Regions from separate parts of the Homo sapiens genome. Here region 1 is linked to region 2. The links are chromatin loops, found by intact Hi-C in ENCODE. Cell type or tissue: B cell. All regions are shown on one strand. Links, peaks and the distances in the headings refer to the core of each region. The heading gives the core; the rest is flanking DNA. Region 1 has its middle 23 kb from the start of TLR7. Region 2 overlaps TLR7 (toll like receptor 7).

Region 1 (10,102 bases), core at 867-8,866, 50 kb before region 2:
GGAGATCCACTGCTCTCTTCAGAGCTGGCAGGCAGGAACATTAAAATATGCTGAAGCTGTGCCCACAGCCGCCCCTTCCCCCAGGTGCTCTGTCCCAGGGAGATAGGAGTTTTATCTATAAGTCCCTGACTGGGGCTGCTGCCTTTCTTTCAGATGTGCCCTGCCCAGAGAGGAGGAATCCAGAGAGGCATTCTGGCTACAGTGGCTTTGCCAAGCTGCAGTGGGCTATGCCTAGTTCGAACCTCCTGGCAGCTTTGTTTACACTGTGAGGGGAAAACCACCTACTCAAGCCTCAGTAATGGCATACACTTCTTCCCCCACCAAGCTTGAGCATCCCAGGTCAACTTCAGACTGCTGCGCTGGCAGCAAGAATTTCAAGCCAGTGGATCTTAGCTTGCTGGGCTCTGTAGGGGTGGGATCCGCTGAGCTAGACCACTTGGCTCCCTGACTGCAGCCCCCTTTTCAGGGGAGTGAACAGTTCTGTCTCGCTGGTGTTCCAGGCGCCACTGGGGTATGAAAAAAAAAAACTCCTGCAGTTAGCTCAGTGTCTGCCCAAATGGCCAACCAGTTTTGTGCTTGAAACCCAGGGCCCTGGTCACATAGGCACCCAAAGGAATCTCCTGGTCTGTGGGTTGCAAAGACTGTGGGAAAAGTATAGTATCTGGGCTGGAATGCACTGTTCTTCATGGCACAGTCCCTCATGGCTTCCCTTGGCTAGGGGAGGGAGTTCCCCGACCCCTTGCACTTCCCAGGTGAGATGACACCCCACCCTGCTTCTGCTCACCCTCCGTGGGCTGCACCTACTATCTAACCAGTCCCAAAGAGATGAGCTGGGTACCTCTGTTGGAAATGCAGAAATCCCCCACCTTCTGCATTGATCTTGCTGGGAGCTGCAGACCGGAGCTGTTCCTATTTGGCCATCTTCCCAGCCACCTGGTAATTTAACTCTTATGGGCCAAAATGGCAAAAGTCATCTGTGGTCAAATCACAGAGCCCATTACGTCTGTCAAAGGTCATGGAATTGATAAGATTTTGGAGTTAGATGGAACATTCATGACTGAATGATTCCCATCTTATTTTACAGATGAGGAAACTAAGGCTCAAAGAGACTAAGTAACTGGCTTAGTAAGGTTACACAGTTCCCTAGAGGAAAAGCTGGGGGTAGAAAATGGGGCTTTTCGGCCAGGCGTGGTGGCTCCCGACTATAATCCCAGCACTTTGGGAGGTTGAGGTGGGTGGATCACTTGAGGTCAGGAGTTTGAGACCAGCCTGGCCAACATGGTAAAACCCCGTCTCTACTAAAAATACAAAAATTAGCCGGGCATGGTGGCACACACATGTAATTCCAGCTACTCCAGAGGCTGAGGCAGGAGAATCATTTGAACCAGGGAGGCAGAGATTGCAGTGTGCTGAGATTGAGCCAGTGCACTCTAGCCTGGGTGACAGAGAGAGACTCTGTCTCAAAATAAACAAACAAATGAACAACAACAACAACAACAAAAAGAAAATGGGGGCTTTTCTGTTCTTTAAGCAGAGATGTTTGCATTAACCCAGGCAACTTCAATGATTCTAATCACTAGTGCATAACAGTGAAGGAGCTTATTAAACCTCAGGGCAGTGAGGAAAAGCAAAAAATACGGTACGGTAACTTCCATCAGAACCTGAAATACTTGCATCCACTGATTTGGTTGTCCTTTGCCTTCCTCCAAAAACAAGGTCTTCATTTCACTCACTGTGTTTGCGTGGTCCTTTTTCAGGTCGTTATGCTAACATGAGAACCAAAATAACAACACTGGGTAATGGAGATTTTTTAAATAATGGTGATCTGTAAGGCAGTGGTTCTCAAAGTGAGGCCCTGGACTAGCAGCATCTGCATCACCAAAAACCTCAGGAGAAAGTTGAAAACCACCCTGATAGTTAAGTCCATGCTAGTTGCTAATGTAATGGTCCCTGTCTGTTGCGTAAGGAAGGATCATTTCCTTCTCTGATAAAAATGGCTCTGGCTCTGGTAAGTTATACTCAAATTTAATTATATTTCATGGTAAATCTTGTCAGCTGAAAAGTTATGCCAACTTGGTGGACAATGGCAGAGAATACAAGTTTCTGACTTACCTCAAGGTTTGAATGTACCTAGAGCAGAAGTTTCTGATATTTGTACTCACTTAACCAACAACTATAATTGCCGGGCACTGTTGTGGTTGCTTGGGATATTTCAGTTGTTACTAATGCTTTGGTTTTATGGAAAGACAAAGACAATGCTGGTCTTCTAGCAGCACAAAGTATAAGGTAATGTTCCTATATTATTCATAGTCCATTGGCAAAAATGCAGTTATTATCAAAAAACATTAAAATTAAAAGTATTTAAGTCATTTGTAATAAGGGATTCAACAAACACTCAATATCTAAGTAATTTCCAATGATTTCAGTAATATGAGTATTGGCTTTAAAAAGTAATGTTTTAGAGCCAAGTGCAGTGGCTCACGCCTGTAATTCCAGCACTTTGGGAGTCAGAGGCAGGAGGATCGCTTGAGTCTTAGAGTTCAAGACCTGCCTAGGCAACATGGCGAGACCCTGTCTCTACAAAAAATTTAAAAATTAGCTGGGCATGGTGGTGCATGCCTGTGGTCCCAGCTACTCAGGAGGCTGAGATGAGAGGATTGCTTGAGCCTGGAATATCAAGGCTGCAGTGAGCCATGATCACACCACTGCAATCCAGCCTGGGTGACAGAGTGAGACTTTGTCTCAAAAAAAACAAAACAAAAAAACAAATAGAGAATAAAAGGTTTAGAAACAGATACAACTGGCTCTAGGAAAACAACTCAACTGTTGAGAGCAATAAGTCATATGTACTGACAGCCTATCAAATTGAGATGTTAATAAGAAATCGGCCAACTTTTTTTTTTTTTTTTTTTTTTTAACAGAAGGTAAGGAGAATGCAGGTTAACCAGTGGAATTTCAGGTCAGTTCAGTCAAGAGAGTTTTGACTATGCCTGTTGGTCTCAAACTTGGTTATCAATTGGAATCACATGAGCAGCCTTGAAAATTCCAAATACCCAGACTACACCCAAGAGTAGTTAAATCAGAAGCTTTGGTGTCAACATAGTAATCAGGAACTTTGTAATGATCCCATTCCGGTGTGCAGCCGAAATTGAGAAGCTCCAGTTTAAGGTCATGGGCCATGAAGCTTTCAAGTTCTGCCACCTCCTCTCAACATTAATGTGTATCAGCTTTGGGAAACTACATGTAGAAGGTATGAAGAATGGCAGAAAGTATATAAAGGGACAAATCACCACCATTAATTCCACAAATCAGTACAGGTCAGTAGCTACAGTTTGGAGAATTTAAAACATTTTCCTCTTTAGTAAGAATTCCTACAAAGAAATGCCCATTTAAAATCCTGATCTATTTCAATTGCTTGCCAGAAATGTTGTACCAATTTGCACTCTCACCCAAAGTCCCTAAATCCTGACAAACACTGTGAATTGATCATCTTTTTCCTGTTTTCCAATCTGATAATTTAACAGTACTGGGGTATTGTTTTATTTGCATTTCTGTAAGAACTTTATTTTATTGACTACAAATATTTTACTTTCCAGGATCTATAAAGCAATATAGCAATATAAATAATATTATATAAGCATACTCAAACCTTGTTAACCTATCACCGATTATTGCAATACTATTTTTAGATTTTTTCTTCAATTGCAAAAATACTTTATTACTGATTAAAAATAGTATATATGCACTGATAAAATTTTGATAAATGCAAAGACAAGTAATGAAAATCATCAGCAATAACAATGGCTAAAAGTGGAGTATACATACAAACAAATACTTGTTTTGAAACTTTTTTTGGTTTACTCTTAGCATAGTATCTTTTTCCATGTCATGTAGTATTCTAATGTGTGACTTTTGGAGGCTGCATAGTATTCTAAAGTAATATGTTTTGAATCCAATATTCTTCAAAAAAATATGGAACAACAGATCTTGGCTTAAATATGAATTTTTTTACATTTCTGTTGTATATACTACAAGTGGTGGATTGCTACTTTGGTGGTTCCCGATGAACCATAACTCCTGGTATTCACACTTCTGTGGTGTATCCTTCCATATTAACCTCGGGCTCGGCCAATAAATAGGACATTAGCAAGAATGATGTAAGCAAATGCTTGATAAGTGCTGGCACACTGGAGCTTATGTCTCTTGAAATGCTCACTCTCAGGATCAAACCACCATGAAAAGAAACCCAAGCTAGCCACATGGGGAAGAAAAGAGGAAAAGATCACTCCCTCTCAACCTTCCCCACTGGGGAACTAGACATGTGAACAAAGCCATCTGATTACAACCTCACAGGAGACCCCAACTGAAACCAACCAAAGAACAGCCCAGCAGAGCCCCAGCCAACCAAAGAATCATGAACAAATAAAGTGGTTACTGTTTTAAGCAGATATGTTTTGGGTTGGTTTGTTACACAGCAAGAGATAAGCAAAATGTGACAGCATCTAATATGAATACCTGCTTTAGATATGAAAAAGAAACCCTTAGATATGAAAAAGAAACCCTTAGGATCATAAACTCAAGAAGAATTTTTTGTTTTTATCTAGTCAGATTGCTGAGGTCCTGGCTGTTTAGATGACTTACAGAAAGAACTTGGGTAGTAGAGTCAAGATATGAATAGTAACCCAGTTTTATTACTAGAGATTTGACTTCGTTGAGCATCAGCTTTCTTGTGGGCGAGTTAGGTTTTAACAATAGCTGCCTTGCAGGTGTTTTATTTTTAAGCATTATGAATGATGGTGCCTCCAGTTCCATAACAAGATGAAGGCATATGCAGATGTGAGTTAACATTTTCATTGGCTGGCCATGTATGTTGAATCCCAAACAAGTGGTCTTCACTACACCTCACCACTCACAAATCTACTTATGAGTCTCAGATGGTGAGCTAGATGGTCAGTAATACCCACCTCAGGAAAACTGCTTCTGAGTTTACAAGACAGCAGGCGGAACAGCTCAAAGACCAATGCATGCATAAATAGTCTTTCCTTTTTTTCACCAGGTCAACTACTCGATTATTTGCACTGGGGGCCTTTTTTCAAAGCATCTGACCTTTTGGACTCGTCTGGTGAAATCTAGTATGTACTTAGGACCAGCCTTCAACACAAAGGAAGGTTTTTGTTACATTCGTTTGCATATCCTGTCAAGGATATCTTCAGAACACTTTCATTTCACAGTAAAATGAAACTTACGGAAGAACTAAGCAGTGAAGTGCTTCATACTTTCATTTAAAAGGGGAATGAGAAACAAAAGACAAGGTTAATTATGACACCGGGGCTTTACAATGCTAAAAATATCCTATATACAAAGGGATATGTAGGCTGTGTTCTTTTTCCATGTCATTACAAAGAACAGGCTCAAGGTATCTGCAAATTTCTAATAAAAATATTATTACTTGAAAAATGTCCATGGTTGTATCTAACTGAAGGGATTAAAACTTTTAGACTTGTTATACAAATACCATGATACTTGTCATCAAAGTCCTCCTTTTCATCAAGCAGACCCTGACTTACAGCATCTGAGAGTGGAAAAAACTAGCATGAACCGTAAGGCAGTGGGATTCATACCTACCTCTCACTCACACGTTCATCCAAACCAAGCAAGTTGCATAAAGCAACCTGAGACTTTATACTTCCACATGCTGGCAACACAGCATTAACTAGACTCGGGCAACTTGTTTAAGGGGTTTATTTAGGTTCCTATCAGTAAAGAGGTGTTTTTCCAGCTTTGGGAGAATATGTATGATGCCAAGTTTTTTTTTTTTTAAGTTTAAATACTTTTATAAGTTTAATGTTGGCATTGGATGTTTACATATTAACTGGTACAATTTACATCGGTTTTATACTTACCTATTTTTGCAAAGATGTCATGTACACAAAGATACATATTCAATAACTGAGAAACAAGTGAAACTTCTGATCTATACTTTCAGGTTTGTTTCATAAAGATATTTCTGATAAGGATTATCAGCATACAAGTTTCACCTCTTCCAGAAGGACACTGTCATTTTATCTAAGAGTTTACTCTGGGTTTTATTGCAGAACACAAATTCCCTCAATTGCTTTTTTCTTGCAGGTGTCTTTTTCCAGAATTTTTTCTTATAACCAGCCTTTCTCCTCACCCAAAGGCCAGAATGAAGTCGAAAAAACCTATAGATAACAGCTTTCACAGTTGTTCTCTTGCCTTTTTGTGTACTGACGTATATTACAGTTCTGACTGGCAGCTTCAGGACACTTGGAAGCAAGGGGGCCACTCTGTTGGGGATCACTGCAGTATGCCCACATGTCAGGTTTCTGACAGATGTGATCAGCCTGGGAGTGGAGGAAACAAATGGTGTCTGAATATGACTAAAACGTCCAGTAGACAATGCAGAAATAAGAGAGGCATTCCTGGCACAGTTTCGGTGGGCTGGAGATGCAAAAATATTCAGGAGCCATAGATTCCTGAAGCTGCTCTCATCGCACCAGCAAAGGCAGAGGCAGCCATCTTGCCAGCCTGCTATGATGCCAAGTTTCTTTCTTTTTTTTTTTTTTTTTTTTGAGATGAAGTCTCGCTCTTGTCCCCCAGGCTGGAGTGCAATGGTGTGATCTCGGCTCATGGCAACATCCACCTCCCGGGTTCAAGCAATTCTCCTGCCTCAGCCTCCCGAGTAGCTGTGATTACAGGTGCCTGCCAACACACCCAGCTAATTTTCGTATTTTTAGTAGAGACGGGGTTTCACCATGTTGTACAGGCTGGTCTCGAACTCCTGACCTTAGGTGATCCGCCCGCCTTGGCCTCCCAAAGTGCTGGGATTACAGGCGTGAGCCACCACGCCCAGCCAATGCCAAGTTTCTATTGAACCACTTTGATGTCTATGTCTGAGTCAAATGGCAGAGCCGGGACTCAAATCTAGGTCTTCTGTCCACGACCATATCTTTGTTCAATCACCACTCTGGATGCTGATCAAGTCTGACCTTCCTTTTCATTTCAGAGCATTCACCCCAGGAATCCTTCAATGTTTAAATCTCTAGATTAAAATATGGTACTGCTGGGCATGGTGGCTCACTCCTATAATCTAAAAAAATTGGGAGGCTAAGGTGGGAGGATTGCTTGAGACCAGGAGATCAAGGCCAGTGTGGAAAACATAGTGAGACCCTGTTTCTAAAAATAAATAAGTAAAATAGAATAAAATATGGCACTAAACTAGGGTGGCCAGATAAAATACAGGACACCCAATTAAATTTGAATTTCAGATAATAAATAATTTTTTAGTAGAAGCATGTCCCGATTTGCTAAATTTGGCAACCCTACACTAAACCTTACCTACCCACCAAGGGCTGTTCCCAGTCCTCCTCATTTCCACCTAAAAAGAAAGGAGAAATACAACAAGACCTAGAAAACAAAGTGTGAGTTGCCCCAGCCAGTGAGAGGCCAGTTCTCAAAAGATAAAGAGAAGAACTGTATCCTCTCCATCCAGTGATCTCTCTTGAGCTAATTTACAGATGGGGGACTAGACCAATAACGTAGGATCTTCTGTGCCATCACTCAGACTGGGGTAGTTCACTGGAGCCACAGCTAACTCTTCAGAAGAAGATCTTTCGGAGGCCCAAGGCTATTTATCGCACTAGTGCTTGCAATACCAAAGATCAGAAACCACCCAAACGTCCGTTAGAGAAATGGTTAAGTAAATTGTGAAACTTCTAGAAAATGGGATGTTTTCCAGCTATGAGAAAAAAAAAATGCAGATGCTCCTGAGATAAAGGTATAGAAGGAACTGCAAATGAAAAAAACAAGAGAGTAAGAGAGTATATGCTAACGAAGTATGACAAAGGCAGGGCCAGAAGAATATGTTTTTATTTGCTAGTATGCCTAAAGAAACTCTGGAAAGATAAGCAAGGAACTAATAAGAATGGTTTCTTGTGGGGATGGGTGTGGGATTGGGTGGATGGTCTACAAGAAGAGCAGAAAAGTTTTTACTATGTATCTACCTATGTATTTATGTATGTATGTATATATGTATGTATATGCATGGATGTATGTATAGATACATTTATCTGTACAGAAAAGAGTTAACATGGTAGCCAGTTGCCATGGCTCAAGCCTATAATTCCAGCACTTTGAGAGGCCAAGGGTGGATCGCCTGAGGTCAGGAGTTCGAGACCAGCCTGGACAACATGATGAAACCCCATCTCTACTAAAAATACAAAAAATTAACCAGGCATGGTGGGGGGCGCCTGTAATCCCAGCTACTCGGGAGGCTGAGGTAGGAGAATCACTTGAACCCAGGAGGCGGAGGTTGCAATGAGCCGAGATTGCGCCATTGCACTCCAGCCTGGGCAACAACAGTGAAACTCGATCTCAAAAACAAAAAACCAAGAAACATGGCAGGCCTGAGACTGCTCTCCTTAGAAAGGCCTGCTTGTAAGGTTGGCCTTTGGCTCATGTCTGGGAACTTGGATTTCAGGGTGGTTCCCACCATTCCCAGAACTAAGAAGAGTGGCTCACTGCTCTTACACTGTTTGTACAAATAATATGGTTTTTGCTGCACACCTGCTTTCCTATTGGGAGGCTGGAATTTTGGTATGTGCTGGGCAGAGTGTGCCTACATGACCAGCCCCGAGTAAACACCCTGGGCACTGAATCTCTAACGAGCCTCCCTGGTAGACAGCAGTTGGCATGTGTTTTCTCAATTTGTTGCAGAAGGAATCAAGTACATCCATGTGACTAAAGTCGGAGGGGATGCTTGGAAGGTTGGGCCTGGTTTCTTCTGGGCATCACCTCATGCACCATTGTCCTTTGCTGCTTTTGGTTCGTATCTTTTCACTGCAATAAATCATAGCTGTGACCATACTTTATTGAGTTCTGCGACTCCTAGTGGATCACGAAGCCTGGGGTGGCGGAGTCTTGGGGACCTCCGACACAGTACACAGTCTCTGTCTCTCTCTCTCTCTCTCTGTCCCACACACCCCATATCTTTCTATTCAGCTCTATGTAAGAATTCTGTACCACACAAATATGTATTAAAATGAAATAAAAAATAAAAAAGGCCTTTGCTTTATATTTGCCTAACCAAAAGCTCCATTCAATCTGCTTTTCTTTCCTTCTTTGTTTCCTTCCTTCTTTTCTTCTTTCTTTTCTCCTGTCCTTCATTCTTTCCTTTCCTTCCTTTCTGCCGGCCTGCCTTGTCTCCCTCCCTCCCCACCCTTTCTTTCCTTCTCTCTTTCTTTCCTTCACTCTCTCCCTTTCTTCCTTTGTTTCTCTGTCTCTAGTTTTCCATTTACTACGTAGAAGTTCTTACCATATGACTATGTATTTTCCAGCAAAATTGAAGAAAAAGTTAAAAAGCTATTGCCCTATATTTGCCAACTAAAAGCCCCATTCAAAATGTCTCAAGGGGAGAGAGAGAAGAAAAGCAAAAGAAACAAAGAATACAACTAACTTCACTGCCTCACTCTCTATTAAGGAGACAGAAAATTCTCATAGCTTTTAAACAACAGTGTCAGGTTTGGTGTGTTTTTCTGTTGTTCAGCTTTAACACAGCACTGTTTCAAAACCTTAAGGCTTTGTCCTAGAAGAAAATGTTCCTGTTTGAACATATAAAACAATCCAGCATATAACTAGAAATACAGGTCTGCCAATCATGGTAACACTTTTGTGACAAAACTTAAAGTTATCTTTGGCGGTGATATACATTTTTAAGAAGTTATTACATATGCAAAGATTGTAGAGAAATTACAGAGACACAATCAAACTCACTATGTAAACACTGAGTAGTTCTTGAATCAGAAAGAAAATAAAGCTATAAAAGATATTTTGGGGACAAATTGAAAAAATGTGAATACAGAATCTATATGAGATATTACAAATTATTAGTTTTTAAATGTTACTTTAAGTTCTGGGATACATGTGCAGAATGTGCAGGTTTGTTACATGGGTATACATGTGCCATCGTGGTTTACCGCACCTATCAACCCGACATCTAGGTTTTAAGCCCCACATGTATTAGGTATTTGTCCTAATGTTGTCTCTCCCCTTGCTCCCCACCCCCTGATAGGCCCGAGTGTGT
Region 2 (9,033 bases), core at 1,034-9,033:
ATTTCTACCCTTAAAAAGTACTGGTATATACAGAAATAGGGTTAAAAAAAACTCAAGCTCTCTCTATATGAGACCAAAATGTACTAGAGTTAGTTTAGTGAAATAAAAAACCAGTCAGCTGGCCGGGCATGGTGGCTCATGCTTGTAATCCCAGCACTTTGGGAGGCCGAGGCAGGTGGATCACGAGGTCAGGAGTTTGAGACCAGTCTGGCCAACATGGTGAAACCCCGTCTGTACTAAAAATACAAAAATTAGCTGGGCGTGGTGGTGGGTGCCTGTAATCCCAGCTACTTGGGAGGCTGAGGCAGGAGAATCGCTTGAACCCGGGAGGTGGAGGTGGCAGTGAGCCGAGATCACGCCACTGCAATGCAGCCCGGGCAACAGAGCTAGACTGTCTCAAAAGAACAAAAAAAAAAAAACACAAAAAAACTCAGTCAGCTTCTTAACCAATTGCTTCCGTGTCATCCAGGGCCCCATTCTGTGCAGATTGAGTGTGGGCACCACACAGGTGGTTGCTGCTTCAGTGCTTCCTGCTCTTTTTCCTTGGGCCTGCTTCTGGGTTCCATAGGGAAACAGTAAGAAAGAAAGACACATCCTTACCATAAATGCATATGGTCCACCTACAAATAGAAAAATATTTAAATGATCTGCCTTTATACAAAGTGATATTCTCTACCTTTGATAATTTACCTGCTTAAATGTTTTTATCTGCACTGCAAAGTACTGTATCCAAAGTAAAATTTCCTCATCCAATATCTTTCAAACTGTTTTGTTAACTAATGCCATATATTTGTAAGTATCTGCACACTTGATACAGCAACGTTAGATGGTTTTGATGGTAAACCCTAAAGGAGGACTCCAAGAGTGTGTATTTATTTATAGTTTTATCAGAGATGACAATTATTTGAATGCCAATTATATGGATTCCTTTCATTTTTTGCTGGAGGATGGGAGAAGAAACCAAAGTTTATAGACCTTCACATTGAGAAAGCTTCAGTTTTGAACTTCAGCTATCAGATTCAAAAACAACAGAAAGAACCAAGACATTCTTAAGATGCCTGTACTTTCAGCTGGGTATAAATTCATGAGTTCAAAGATTGAAACCTGACCAATTTGCTTTATTTCATGGAAGAAGTGATCTACAAAGGTGTTTGTGCCATTTGGAAAACAGCGTGCATGTGTTCAAGCCTTAGATTGGCGATGTCGTATTTTCCTCACGTGTGGCAATGCCAAAGGCTTTACTTTACCTGTGAGTACACACTATATGAATTATTTCCAACGTACATTTAATCAATAAGGGTCACAAATTCCCAAATCAATCTCTGGAATAAATAGAGAGGTAATTAAATTGCTGGAGCCAACTATTTCACAACTTCTGTAAGCTTTATTGTGTTTCATAGTTTCCGTTCTTCTTCTGTGAGAACAAGGATAATGGCATTAAAAAATCAGCTTTTGGTCATTATAAATTGTCTTCTATTAAAACACATATACACATAAAATCACTTGAAGACAATTTAAACATCTTCTGAAATGGATCAAGAGGAAGGGAAACTGAAAATAATGCAACTCAGAAACCACAGAGTATTTTGACATGAGGTTAAGCACCGTGGTTTGTTGTAGGAAAATAACAGCACACCAACAGATGGTTTTTATCTGAATTCTTTGGTAATCTTGACATGTCATTCTTCTAACTTTCTGAGGGCCCTCAGTGCAGTTTTGTAGGACTGGAGCTGTTCACAGACGGTCCCCACAAAGCTCTGAACGTGGGGCTTCTCTGCTGACTGGCCTCTGGTTGGCTCCACCCCGGAAGGAACTCCCAGATTCTCCATGAATTCCGCTTCCACCATCAAGCCTTGGTCCAAGCCCCTTTCAACCTTGACTTGGCCAGGAAGTGTCCTTTCTCTTCAGATAGATACTACACCTTAGCAAGACTTGGCATTTTTAGAATCCAAGCCAAGGGAGGCACTTGGCAAGGCAAATGTTATGGATGAGAAAAAGGCAAAACAAGTGTCTGCAGTTTGTAGAGGAGAGAGAGGATGAGTCTGATTGTAGCCCTGACCCTGAGTCAGGATCTCTCGGCCCCATTTGCAGGTCTACTTCCAGCTCCATCTGTCTGGACACTCTTTTAGGTCCAGATCATCTCTTACATGTGGCCAAGGAATATAGAGTATGCAAGGGGATGTAGCGACCTGAGAGTGTGAGTAACTTGTGCCCATCTCCAAGGAAGCTGTGATGGGGATAGCAAGGACACACACTCTTCTTATTTATAATGCCTTTCCCCCTCCCATGAGATATGCTTTTTATTTACTTCCTCCTTCTCATCCTAAGTCGGGTGAACAAGAGGACCAGGTTGCACATCCTACTACTTATTTATGGCCCAATTTTAACATGGGGGTGGAGTTGAGGTTGGAATTGTTCCTCCGCCTCTGCTGCACATGCTCAGTAAGCAAGAACACTGTTGATGGGAAAGGCTTAGTCACAGACAGTGGGAGCACATCCCTCCTTGGAGCTTTGGGTCGCTGTGCTCCAGAAACAGTTAGTTATAGCACACCCTGCTCCTGGCATCTACTGGAAGGTGAAGCCCTTGACCCTAAGAAACATTGGGAATGATTTGTACCCTCCAAAGTCCAATAGCTATGTCGGAGGGAAACGATCAAAGAACATGATTGAGGAGACTCAAACAGAGATGTGCTTCAGACAACACCAAGACAGAAAATTAATCCATTTTACCAAGTTAACAATGTACTGAAGGCGAACAAGAGACCAACCCACCTGCCAACCAACGCTATGAAGAAGGAGGGTTGATCAGTCTGGCTAACATGGTGAAACCCCATCTCTACTAAATATACAAAATTAGCTGGGCGTGGTGGCACACTCCTGTAATCCCAGCTACTCGGGAGGCTGAGGCAGGAGAATCGCTTGAACCTGGGAGGCAGAGGTTGCAGTGAGCTAGGATCAAGCCACTGCACTCCAGCCTGGGTGAGAGAGTGAGACTTGGTCTCCAAAAAAAAAAAAAAAAGAAGGAGGGTTAAAAAGAGAATAAGTCCCAAACTCATAAGATGGTGTGGAAAGGGCCCTGGTGACATAGGGGCCACCCATGCCAGTGAGAATGAAATCACAACAGGGCAGTTTCACACTGTTTCAGGTTTTTATTTTTTCTTCTTCTTCTTTCCCTCCTTTCTTCTTTTGCCTCCCCCTCCCTCTCGGTTTCCTTTTTGGCTCTAGACACCCACAGCAAGTGTCAAGCAATGTACAAGAATGAAAAGAAGACAGCCGTTGTTGCAGGTGGATGCTTCTGTTTGGAAGGTGTGGTTTTGTGTGCACTTTTGGTTGGAAACCTATGTCTCTCTCACACACATGTCCCCCACCTGCTTCAGTGAGCATGATCTTCTAAAATTGGCTCCATGGAATCTTCCCTAGGTGACACTGGCTGGACTCTGACACATTCAAATTCATTCTTTCTACTTATCTCAACTTTCAAGCACTAATTCAGTCTTTAAGATTCCCCTAATCTCAGGTTGTAATTCATTTCTAACATGTTTGTCATGACATCAGTGGTTGCATGTCTTCATATGTTTATCACTGCCCCCTCTTGGGAATTTATATTAATTAAACATTTTGGAAAAGCTCAGACTTAAAATGACTGAGAAGGTTCATGTTACAGTGTCTCACACTGAACACTCACTAAAAATAGTCTGGTAAAATCCAGAAGGAAATGGGAAGTCCTGGGGGCCTCATGGCAGTTTTCAGACTTCCCTAGAGCAAAGATGAGCCAGACAGCGGCTCCCACAAACAGAAAATGGCTCTCAATATTCTTCTGGCCAGTGGCAACTACTGAGGGTAAAACTAGACAGAGACGGCTAACTAGGAAGCCATATTGCTCTTGTATGACACATGGCTGCTTTACTTCTCACTGGCCAAGGCAAAACCATGAGGCATTGATTCCAGGGGATTTCATAACAGTGAATTGCATGAGTTGACTTGAGCAAAAGAAGTTTGTAGTAACATCTCCATGAACCATATCTGAGGCCCATTATCCAGGGGGACCACACTGCTGAGAAGATTGCTTGGGCTGTTTTGGGAGCCAGAACTAGGTTGTTGTCCTGCTATCACCCTGGGATGGTGGTTACATCCCTGCACCAGGTCCAGATGGAGGCCCACCAAACAGAACTTAGTAACAGGTGACATGCATTAAATAAAACAGTTTATAGCTCCCATCTCTCTTCTGGGCCTACTTTTCTCATGATTGATTTCTTTGCCTTTGGATTGAGGCATTGTAACTAAAATTCCCAGTTAATTTACAACGTTCCAAGGGTTGTTTCAACACATCACTCCTGTCCATTAACACATTGTGATGGATTAATTTGTGAGATGATCAACTCTCCAGAACAGGCCACCTAAGAAAACAGAACACAGGAAGCATGTTCTGAATGGAGAAGATGCATTTTAAAGTAATCCCAACTTTGGCTCCTGCTCATGAGGGCAGGCCCACAAAGGGAATGACAGGCAAGGAGGGAGTGAGGAGGATCTTAGGAAGAAGGGCTCAAGATGAAGTCACTGGTATCCCGACAATGTCATTCAGTAAGGGGTGGAGGGGAAGGAGGAAGGGAAGTCACATCTATTAAGCAGCAAATGCAAATTAAATGCTTCCTTTATTCCCTTGAATCTTCACATCACCTCTATGAGGCTAGTATTAGCAGCTCCATCTTAAAGATGATGGGTTAACTCAGAGATAAAGGTGAGATCAGAGAGGCAAAGTCAACTGCTCAATCTCTGGGACCCAGGAGTCCGCATCCCTGGAATACTTTTGAAGCAACTGGCTTGCAGAGCAGTTTGGGAAGCACCACATCTTCCTTTGTGACACCAGGGACTGTTATTACAGGGATCACTTTAGTAAGGAAAGCCCAGACCCCCAAGCTGTGCTCAATTTCCTTCCTTTTGTGTATAAACTTTGGTGCTCTCAACCTACTTCCCGGGAGTGGAGCTGCACTTAAACTCAAATTGCTTCCCGCTGGGCACTGTTTTTGGACAGGTATAATTTAACTATATAGGACTGGCATTTCTGTTTAGGGCCCAAAGGTGAAGACAATTTGAACAAGAACACTAGGGCAGAATTAGATAGACAGGGGCAGGTGGTTAATGGAATTGAAGTCTCGTAAGTCCTGATAGAGTTGCTGATTACATTTGTGGGTAAAAGGATGTCTTTACCGTAACTTCCATAACATCTTACTGATAGACGCTGTGGTTCTACTTATGTGGCGCCAAGCGCCACCTAGTGGGGTGGGAAATCCCTCCTGGATGCTGATGTTCTGCTTCTGAGACCCTTAGACGGGCTTCCAAAGGGGGATGTGGGAAGAAAATGTAAGAACAGATATAGTCATGTTTTTAAAAGTATGTCTGTGGCTATTTTTATCATATACCCAGTGTATTAATACAGAAATATGTAGGGCTGTGTGTTGAATGTTTACTGATGGGAGGGCAGTTTACAAAGAAGTTGAAGGCCACAGACTATTGAATATTTGTTTCTATCATTTATTTCCATTGTTTTTGCTTTAAGTCTCAAAATGGGGCCAGTCATGAATTTCCTTTTGCCCATGCAGATGTAGATGTATAGCCTTGAGTTAACTGGGTGACCGATCCTCTTTTTCCTACATTTCCATTTTTTATAGACTGTGGCCCCCATTTTAAAACTGTATTTGAGTATCAGTAATCTTTCTTGCACATTCTAGCTGAACATTCTCTCTCTCTCATATTTCCGAGCAATCCAACCACTAACCATTCCCTTCTGTCACCACCCCCCGCCCTATAAATAGCATTTTGAAGCATGCAGTAACTTGCCAGTTTGAGGATTTAGGTCTTTTTCATCCTGCTTGCCTACTTGACTGTCAGTTCATGAAGACAGTTGGTGAACAGGCATGATGCTTGGGTGTTTCACGCCCGTTAATTAAGTCAAAGATGATGGGGCGCTTACTTGCTAAGATATATATACATGTACACACCTACCTATGTATTCTGTATGCACATATATATAGCTGTCCATATATGTTTGTGTATATGCACACATATACATGCAAGCATGTATATATTTGTGTGTATTAGAATTACTGATAATTAGAATTACTGAATTACTGATGGCCATGTTTTGCATAGATTAATTGTAAACCTAAGTAAGATAAACCATAAAAAGTACTCAGCACAGGGTCTGACATCTATCAAACACTCCATAAATAACTTTTTAAATTCTTTTTATTACTTTTTAAATTCTTTTTATTACTTTTTAAATTCTTTTTATTGCTTTGGATATCTAATCAAGTATATAATCTTTTTTTTTTTTTTTTTTTTGAGACAGAGTCTCACTCTGTCACCCAGGCTGGAGTGCAATGGTGCGATCTCAGCTCACTGCAACCTCCACCTCCGAGTTCAAGCGATTCTCCTGCCTCAGCCTCTCCAGTAGCTGGGACTACAGGCACACACCACCACACCTGGCTAGTTTTTGTATTTTTAGTAGAGACGGGGTTTTGCCATGTTGGCCAGGCTGTTCTCGAACTCCTGACCTCAGGTGATCCACCTGCCTCAGCCCCCCAAAATGCTGGGATTATAGGCATGAGTCACCGCGCCTGGCTAATCAATTACATAATCTCAAGAGGCTAATTCTATATTCTTCATACAGTGAAAATTTTTAACATTTTTCTTTTAGTATACAGTATCTGGGAAATTTTTTCTACTCATCACTTACTCTGTACATAAAGTTTATGTTCAACATTTCATGTACTATATTCATACATTATTTAACAATTTTTTTAATTTAAAGGGTGACACTCAACGTATTGCTTTTCCATTTGTTACATATTCTCAATCAAAATTCGTTTTCTCTAGATTTAAATCCATCAAAATTTCCAGAAATGTCCCAGATACCCAGACGTCCTGTAGGCTTTAAATATAATTTTTCATCTTCAATAATCTTCTATTTACCATAAGAATGCTGACCACTTCCTGCTTGTAGCTTATCTGAGGAAAGTCCCTTTTAGTTGATCCAAGTTCCCAGATTTCCCCAATTCTGCTTTTTCCTGTGATCCCACAAGAAGTTCCAAAAGTATGAAGTAGCGCCAAATGTTAACTTGCATAAAACCCTGTGATGATACTTGTAAGCATCAGCATTGAGTTCTTCCTGTTCCTACCCACCCCTACTCCTGATTTCCTCCTGACTCTGGGTATAATTGGTGTTCTCCATGGTCACATGTGAGTTTAAATTCTTCCAGATGTTTTGATAAAACTTCATTTTAAAAGCCATGTTGAAGGAGACCATAGCAGAGTTTGTATGCAAAGGTATGGAGTGGTTTCTTCTGAGAATGGGCCCAGCAGGGCTTACCTGCCTATAAGAGGCACTGGTCTCCAAAGTTGTGCCAAGTCTAGCCTTCGTGAAATTCACCTGGGAATTTAGAATCCCAGTTGGAATGCTTGATGTTTAGGTGTTTCATGCCTGCTAATTAAGTCAAAGACGTTGGGGTGCTTACTTGCTGAGATATATATATATATATATATATATATATATATATATATATATATATATATGTACACATCCACATATATATTCTGTATACCCACATATATACCTGTCCATGTAAGTTTGTGTGTATATGCATACATATACATGCAAGTGTGTATATATTTTGTGTGTGTGTGTGTGTGAGAATTACCGATAAGCTCATAGCCATGCTTTGTATAGATTAGTTATAAAACTAAGTGTTCAGAATTGTTGGGGCTTGAGGGAGCTGGTTACTCACACCCTCTCCAGCTGAGCAATTCACACTGCAGACAGTGCAGCTGAGAGTGAGCAGGTGCATGAATTCCATAGGCCATAGCTTGGACTTGCACTCTTGCAACTCTCCAGTGCCTCCCGGTAGCAAAGAAGAAACGCAAGCCATCAATCCAGAACAAAGGATCCCTGTCACAGAGAGCTCACCTTAGGGCAGCAGAAACAAACAGAGGGTGCACTCCACCTATAGGAAGGCTGTCCCAAGAGAACAAGAGCCAGGAGACTTGAGGCAGCAGCAGCAGGGACAGTTTCCCCACTGTCACCAATCCCACAAGTCACTCTGTCTCTTGTGAGAAGCATAGGAAGGAGGAAAGGGGAAGAGGGACAAGTCCCCACCCTTCCGTATTTCAGGGGTTGATTTCGAAATGTAGGGAGAAGAGAAAAGTTCCTCTAAAGTACCATCCTGAAGCTAATAAATGAATAAATTCTCAACCAGATTGTCTACACTGAGGAGACGGGTCTGTAAAACATGGTGCCGTGCTTGGACTCATGACATGAAAAAGACTCTTCCCTGCAGAGCAGAGACCAAAGCTTGCAGGTTTCCCCTCATTATGAATCTACTGTACAGAAGATAGACAGAGTCCCTACCTTCATGGGGCTAAAGATATAATTTCCAAGACTTGGCCGGGTGTGGTGGCTCACACCTGCAATCCCAGCACTTTGGGAGGCCAAGGCAGATGGATCATCTAAGGTCAGGAGTTCGAGACCAGCCTGGCCTCGGTGAAATCCCTAAACATACAAAAAATTAGCCGGACGTGGTGGCTCATGCCTGTAGTCCCAGCTACTCAGAAGGCTGAGGCACAAGAATTGCTTGAACCCAGGAGATGGAGGTTGCAGTGAGCCGAGGTTGTGCCACTGCACTCCAGCCTGGGTGACAGAGCAAGACTTCATCTCAAAAAAAAAAAAAAAGAAAGAATTTCCAAGACTCATTATTATTGATTGGGTTCTACAATTTCCCCTAGGCATTTCTGAAATGGTATAGAATATAGCTATGAAATTTGTATTCTGCATTACATAGATGTAATATTCAGAAACTGTTGATTGCATTCATCCATCCATCTATCCATCCATCCATCCATCCATCCATCCATCCATCCATTCAGTCAGTCAGTCAATAAATATTTATGGTGTGGCCACCATGGGCCTGGCATGATGCTTAGGGTGAGGAGACACTGGCGAGCCAAAATAGAAATAGTCCCTGTTCTCCTGGAGCTTAT

What was found. A loop is a pair of places that touch in the nucleus more often than their neighbours do. Peaks named below come from ENCODE experiments on the same cell type or tissue, not always from the same donor. Only the 100,000 strongest peaks of a DNase experiment are listed, where the experiment ranks them.
Region 1: it touches region 2 in a loop (3.0-fold over the local background); 4 of 110 quality-filtered maps call a loop at or near these places.

Annotation. Positions count from the first base shown.
Region 1 is chrX:12,838,891-12,848,992 of GRCh38, forward strand. It overlaps the pseudogene MRPL35P4. Among named protein-coding and RNA genes, the nearest start is that of TLR7, 23 kb to the right of the region's middle. RefSeq lists an enhancer at 5,106-5,425. In B cell, for the core only: no CTCF peak of the experiment used is centred there; a DNase peak (open chromatin) is centred at 5,011; H3K4me3 peaks cover 955 bases; H3K27ac peaks cover 2,398 bases.
Region 2 is chrX:12,888,998-12,898,030 of GRCh38, forward strand. TLR7 (toll like receptor 7) reads left to right here. Exons shown (of 3, transcript NM_016562.4): 3 at 1-1,364. Among named protein-coding and RNA genes, the nearest start is that of TLR8, 13 kb to the right of the region's middle. In B cell, for the core only: CTCF peaks have their summits at 5,271 (motif pointing left) and 5,478; DNase peaks (open chromatin) are centred at 1,594 and 5,274; H3K4me3 peaks cover 1,435 bases; H3K27ac peaks cover 3,446 bases.